Regions from separate parts of the Mus musculus genome. Here region 2 is linked to region 1. The links are chromatin contacts, found by Hi-C or POLR2A ChIA-PET in ENCODE. All regions are on one chromosome and are shown on one strand. Each heading gives the region's core, a stretch centred on a gene start or an enhancer-like site at or near the end of the contact. The rest is flanking DNA. Distances are from core to core; before and after follow the strand shown. Region 1 holds the start of Hmgb1 (high mobility group box 1). Region 2 overlaps Mm2pr (macrophage M2 polarization regulator).

The links. A loop is a pair of places that touch in the nucleus more often than their neighbours do. ChIA-PET counts read pairs that join two places held with the same protein, here RNA polymerase II (POLR2A).
Region 2: a map of gastrocnemius shows a loop between it and region 1 (2.5-fold over the local background). The contact joins the enhancer-like site here to the promoter of Hmgb1 in region 1. A Hi-C loop is called at or near these places in 1 of 37 maps with a recorded cell type or tissue (gastrocnemius). POLR2A ChIA-PET finds 5 or more read pairs at or near these places in 1 of 5 experiments (Patski).

Annotation. Positions count from the first base shown.
Region 1 is chr5:149,051,530-149,054,828 of GRCm38, reverse strand. Hmgb1 (high mobility group box 1) reads left to right here and starts at 1,772. Exons shown (of 5, transcript NM_010439.4): 1 at 1,772-1,929.
Region 2 is chr5:149,151,308-149,154,606 of GRCm38, reverse strand. The region is part of intron 1 of Mm2pr (macrophage M2 polarization regulator); the gene reads left to right. It overlaps Gm42788 (predicted gene 42788), which reads right to left. Exons shown (of 2, transcript NR_137278.1): 2 at 1,067-2,599. It also overlaps the pseudogene Gm8615. Among named protein-coding and RNA genes, the nearest start is that of Gm42788, 8.7 kb to the right of the region's middle. Within about 2 kb of position 1,671, at least 1 of the 3 ENCODE cell types and tissues checked has a DNase peak (open chromatin) inside an H3K27ac peak, as active enhancers do.

The DNA of each region.
Region 1 (3,299 bases), core at 523-3,022:
TTGCTTCCCCTGGCTTCCTCAGCCTGCGTTCTTTTAGAACCAGCCCAGGGATCACCCACAATGGGCTGAGCTGTCCCCCATTGATCACTAACTGACAAGCACTTAGAGCTGGATCTCATGGAGGCCTTTCCTCAACTGAGGCTCCTTCCTCTCTAATGACTCTAACTTGTGTCAAGTTGACACACAAAACCAGCCAGTACACCATCCCACCCAACAACTACTGTGTGTGTGCGTGTGTGTGTGCATGTGTGTTTAGTGTACTGTCCACTCATGCCAATGATATTCACGAGACCAAGGATATATTGTTAAAAAAAATGGCAATGGACATTAAAGCCACTGGCCAGAAAAGATAATCTAAACCTATTCCAGTAAGGATAATAAATTCGAGCAAATCCATTACATAATAGGGCCTCAGAAGTGGTATAGAAATGAAACCCAGAATCTATGACTTGGATGTTTTGACTTGGATCAAGTGCATTTTGGAGGAATTCTTTGTTTCTTAGTTGAGAAGTGTATAGGAGCCAGGATTTTAAAAAAAAAAAATGGGGGACATTTGTTTTGAAGTGAAGAGAGGTGCTGTGCTCACCAGAAAGAAAGAGCTGTTAGATTCATCAAAGATTGATGGAAGCCTGTGGCCTTTAGAGCCAGCCTGGCTATTTTTCTCTGCATACCTAAGAATGATCAGCCAACTTGAAGAGCAGGAAAAAGCATGGCCTGTGGGTTTGGGCCCAAGCACTCTCCGACTGCTTCTAATCCCTCAGGTAACAGTAGCCCTAAATGTCTGGTAACCCTAGAGCAGGTACATGTATGCACTAAGTGGTGTGATCGGAGGCAAGATAGCAATCACAAAGATTCATTTGATTCTAACAGTAATCCACACCGAGTCACAGAAAACAGCGTCTGTGTGTGTGTGTGTGTGTGTGTGTGTGTGTGTATGTGTGTGTATGGGGGTGGGGCAATGAGGTCTTTAAAGAACTTGCTAATTCTAGCTGGGCCCCCCCCCAAACATTTTCTGAGAACAGCCAGTATCAAACCCCAGTGGCTGTGCATTAATTCCCTGGTATAAGGCTTTGGTGTCCGGGAAGTTCAAAACAGTGCTTTGTGTCTCACCAAAAGGAAAAAAAAAAAAAAAGTTCGAGAAGTACTGGGGGAAACCCGAGCAAACCCAGAAGAAGGGGTGCAACTGGACGCCTGCTGGCGGGTGCAGACTAGGCTTCTGGGCAGGGTGGGCACGTTAGGCGGGCAGTCCCGGGGAGGGGTGTCTTGTGGTGGGCTGCAGCAGCACGGCCGTCCCGGAGCCCGCAGAGGCCCCCGTGTTTGGGCCACAGGCCCCCCCGAGCAGTCACCCCACTCGGGGAGGCATCCCCAAGCACGGGCCGCACATCCCAACGGCTCGGGGCGGGAGCGTGGAGCGGGAGGGGGGGCGGGCCTGCGGGGAGGCGCCCGGGCCTGGGGACGCAGCCGTGGCTGCGGCGGAGCCGGGCCCTGGCCGCGCGCGCCGCGGCTCGGGCGTGGGGCTGGCTCGGGGCAGGCGCAGGCACAGAGACACCATAGAGCTCCGCTTTCCCGTAGCAGCTGCTGCCTCTGCCGCTGCCTCTCCCGCCTCAGCCTCTCGGCCCGGCACACACACACACATTCAGATTTGCGCGCTGTTTCAATCCTCGGTGACGTGTCCTCGCAGACAGCCAATGGCGCGCGGGCTCTGGTCAGGACAATGGGAGGGAACGGGCCAATGAACGGGCCTGGTGAGTTGGCGGTAGCCAATAGGAGGCGCGCTGGCTGGAGAGTAATGTTACAGAGCGGAGAGAGTGAGGAGGCTGCGTCTGGCTCCCGCTCTCACAGCCATTGCAGTACATTGAGCTCCATAGAGACAGCGCCGGGGCAAGCGCGAGCCGGACGGGCACTGGGCGACTCTGTGCCTCGCGGAGGGTGAGTGCGGGGCGGCGCGGCGGCGGGGAGAGCGCCTCGGGTAGCCTGGTCGCCTGCGCGGCGGCCGGATCCCCGCGGCCCGGAGCCGGCGGGTCAGGCTCCACACAAAGGCAAATGAGGGGGGACCGTGGGGGGAACTGCGCACGGAGCGAGGCTCCGCCGGCCGCTGCCGCGAACGCTGCCCCGCGCCGTGCCGCGCCGAGCGGAGCCGAGCCGAGTCGCGGGGCCTCAGGCGGCCGCCACTTCACACCCGCGGCGCCGTCCGCGCTTCACTGGCGCAAAAAAAAAAAAATTTTTTTTTTGTTTTGTGTCTGCCTGTGTGTGTGTTCGTGTTCCGGATTATTTAAAAAAAATTTTTTTTCCCCAAAACGTGTTTGTGGCCCCCAGGGCCGAGCGTTTCGGGCAGGCGGCGTGCGCGGAGCGAGCGAGCCGGCGGGCAGCGGCGCTTCCCCGCTGTATGGGCGGCCGCGGCGGGGAGCGCGGGGCGGCGGGCGGGGCGCCGCTGCGGGCGAGGGCGGCCGCGGGTGGGCCGGGGGCGGCCGTGCGGGGCGGCTCGGGCCGGGTGAGGCGGCGGGCGAGCGGGGCGGCCGTGTGGGGGGGAGCGGCGCCGCTGCGCTCGCTGGAACATGGCTGACTCGGCCGGGCGCTGCTGGCTGGAGAGAAAACAAGGCGGGCGGGCGGGCGGGGGAAGCTGGGCGCAGCAGTTCTGAGGCAACTTTTTTTTTTCCCCCCCTCTCTCCTCTCGCTCCCCTCTCTTCCTCTCCTCTCTCTCTCTCTCAGTCTCTCTCTCTCCCCGGCCCCGCGTTCTCCGTGCGGGGGCGGCGGGGCGCGCGGAGGGAGACGGCGCGGGGGCCGCGGGGGGAGGGGAGCCGCGCGCCCCCCGCCCCTCCCCCGCCGCCATGGCGAGTGCGCCAGCGCCCCGCCCGCCCGCCGCGCGCCTCGGTCTCCTCGCACACTCACACACACATACACACACACACACACTCACACGCGCGCACACACAAAGGGAAGGAGCCATATTCTCGCTCGCGCTCGCCCTCGCGGCGGCGGCGCAGGCGGGGAAGACGCGCAGCGGCCATTCCGTGCGCCCGGCCCTGGCGGCCGCGGGCGGAGCCAGCCCCCATTTCGAGCGGCGGGGCTTCTTCTCTCCTTGCTCCGGGGCCCGACAAAATGGGGGCGGCGGCGGCGCGAGCCTGCGTGCGGCCTTCCGGGCGCACGTGGCGGCCTCGGGCCCGCCCGGAGCCGCAGCCCCCCTCAACCTCGGGCCAAGTTGGGAGGGCGGAGAATCAATCCTGCCCGCGCGCGCGCCAGGGCACCCCAACTTTTCACGGGCCCGGTTTGGGAGACAAACAAACAAAAAAAAAGACAAA
Region 2 (3,299 bases), core at 422-2,921, 100 kb before region 1:
CAGTGTTTTTACCCAAGGTGGGGAGCTGACATCTGCACATGCGCTGTGCTCTGCGGCCTCCTCAGAGCTGAGTGCCAAGATTATACACGCTACTGCTCTCTCCTCGCTTAACTCACCCCAGCACTCCCACCTTCGGGTTTATATCCTCTGTCCTCAGCATCAGAACTAAACCCTTCACCCCCCTGTCCTTCAGGCTCCCTTCCCAGGCTCCTCTGCTTGGCCTTGCTTTATCTTCTCTGCCTCTGTGGAGTAGTCGCTGCCTCCTTCTCCGTCCTTGTGCCTGTCTGAAGCTAGAGCTGCCTATTTCCAGGAGAGGTCTTTCAGAACATTGCCCAGGCCCCTCCAGAAGTACTGTGTTTGGTACCAGCATTTGTTTGTAGTTTTTATATGTGATTGTGCTATTGTTCTGTGTTAAGCTAATGGATCAATGGACTTGTTTACAATGTGATATTTTCTATTAAATTTAATATTTTCAAATAAAAAAAAAAGAAGTAGTTCTTTATTTCCAAAGTTCAAACAAATAAACAAACAAGAAACGCACCTCAGGAGAAATGAAGGAATGTATCTGTAGGAAGGCTTTTTTTCCCCCTTCCTGTCTTTACATCAGCAATAAGTAAGGCGTTGGGTGGAAAGACCAATAGCCAATCTGAAATCTTACTTCCTTCATAATACACAAGGTCACCTTTTTACTTAAGGTTTGTTTGTTTGTTTGTTTGATTGATTGATTGATTTTGCTCCTCTCCAATTGATTCCTTCCATTCATTTCCATTCCTTCCATTTTCTGAGGTGTTGCTGGTGTGTGTGTGTGTGTGTGTGTGTGTGTGTGTGTGTGTGATTAACAAACTATAAATAAGTACTTATTCACTTGAGGCAGGTATGATACTTGAGCCAGCATTGGAGAGCTGAGACGGAGGAAGGAGAGCTGGGTACAAGCCTGGCTACAGAGCAAGACCCTGATAATTAGCTGTACTACCCTACAAATCACGTGCAATATTTTCAACCCATATAGTGCAGTGAGTAAGGTATTTCACACTTCAGCCAAACACACACATACACAGATATATTTAACTTAAACAAAAATGGTGCCGGGCGTGGTGGCGCATGCCTTTAATCCCAGCACTTGGGAGGCAGAGGCAGGCGGATTTCTGAGTGCGAGGCCAGCCTGGTCTACAAAGTGAGTTCCAGGACAGCTGGGGCTATACAGAGAAACCCTGTCTCAAAAAACCAAAAAAATTAAAAATAAAAAAAAAATGGTGAAGTTTTCTTCTGGTGTTTTTTGTTCTTCTTTTAAAATAAAGATGGATCCTGACATGTAGTTGGGAATATAACAATTTAATATATAACAATATATCATATTCTGTATGAACTGTGTAGTTCATACTCTGTATGGCAGTGTGGTACACAGTCAGATTCTCACTTTTTGTAGCCATTCTATAGACTAATTGAATGTAAAAGGAAAAACATATTGAGGTCCTATTACTATCTGGCATATAGTTCCAGGTTCCATGATACCCAGAGCTAAGCGAGATTCAGCCCTTGCTTTTGGACTCAAATGGCAATGACAGAAGATAGTAACTTGGAGCAGGCACTGCGCTGTCGGAATAAACAGTGTGTGCCAGCAGAGGAGCGAGCAGCTTGTTCTCCCAGAGCATGACCTGAAAGGGCTCGGTAGCACAGAGACTCGGGAACGAGGTCATACGCACCGAGGGAGAATTTTCCAGGGTGAGAGAGAAGAGATTCCTGGCAGAAGGAACTCTGTATACAAAGGCAAGGAGCTGAAACGTGTGGCCAGGGCTTAGGGACGCATGGAGAAATCAGGTTCGGAACCCAGTTCTCTTATTACAGGGTAGACTTTATTCTGTAGTGAGAAGCCTAAGGAGTGTGTAAGATGGAACATCTGCGCGCTCACACTCGCACGCAGGCACCCATGCGTGCATGTTTGGAGGTCAGAGGGCGGTCTGTGGGAGTTGATCCCCTCCTTCCGCCACATGGTTCCCGGGAATCGAAATCCTAAGGCTTGCCAGAAGTGTATTTATCCTCTGAGCATGTGGCTGGGCTCCTCTGTCAGCTAATTAAAGGGTGATTACAGGCAGGAGATTCTTTGCAACTGCTTCCTGTGGGAAGATGGTCTAGGTCCCAGAGTTGTGGTGGTTACTTCTCTTGTTACTTTGACAAAAATAGCAGACAAAGCAACTCCTAGGAAGAGAGGCTCGTTCTGATTCACACTTGAGATTTACTGAGCATCAGGCAGGGAAGATGGGCTGGCATGGCCCTGTTCACGGATGAGCCTGCTCGAATCTTGACCAGCCAGGAAGTAGAGAACTAGGTCAGAAGAAGGTCCACACTGCATCCCTCAGATGCCTGTCTACAGTATCCTCCATCCATCAGTGAGGGTCCCTGCTGTCAGTTGGAGACCAAGTGTTTGAACATATGAGCCTGTGGAAAATATTCCATATTCAAGTCATAGCAAGAGTTCATTTCCATTCTGTGTCTGGCATTTTCTGATGTTTACTGGATTTACACGGAATTTCTTCTTCTTCTTCTTCTTCTTCTTTTTTTTTAAATGAAGAATGGGTCCTTGATCTTGAAGAGTTTCTGTCTAGTGGGAAACAGAGACGCAAGTTACTTTAATAGTGTAATGGGTGAGAGTTACACTGCAGGAAAAGAGCAGAGAAGCCAAGCTGAGACAATCAGGCCCCTTTGGAAGGGGATGCATGGGTGGATCCTAGGAGAGCAACAGGAGCTGGCCAGGGGAAGCAGCGGGCAAGCCTGGGATGGGAGCCCAGGGGTGAGTAACACTGGTGTGAAGTGGGGGGTTTGATGGGGTTCTGGTAGTGCAATTTGAAGGTATATTCGGAGCCTCCAGGCCACGCTAAGGTTTTGTCCTGTGGTGGGGAGATCATTTGGGTGTTCAGTCATGGAAATGGCATGAGCAACTTAGTGTCTAAGCTTATTTTGATAATGTAACAGTAACAGCTGGGCTGGAGAGCTGGCTCAGTGGTTAAGAGCACTGGCTGTTCTTCCAGAGGTCCTGAGTTCAATTCCCAGCACCCACATGGTGGCTCACAGCTGTCTGTAACTCCAGTTCCAGAGAATCAGATGCCCTCTTCTGGCCTCGGGCACTGTATGCTTGTGATGCACAGACATACTGGCAGACAAAATACCCATACACATAAAATTAAAATAAGATCTCAAAAAGTATCTTTAAGATAGTAATAGCTAACCTTCATCAAATACTTGTTGTGGGCAAGGTACGATTGTAAATGCTTTACTCCGCTAAAACAGTCCTATTGTTAGTG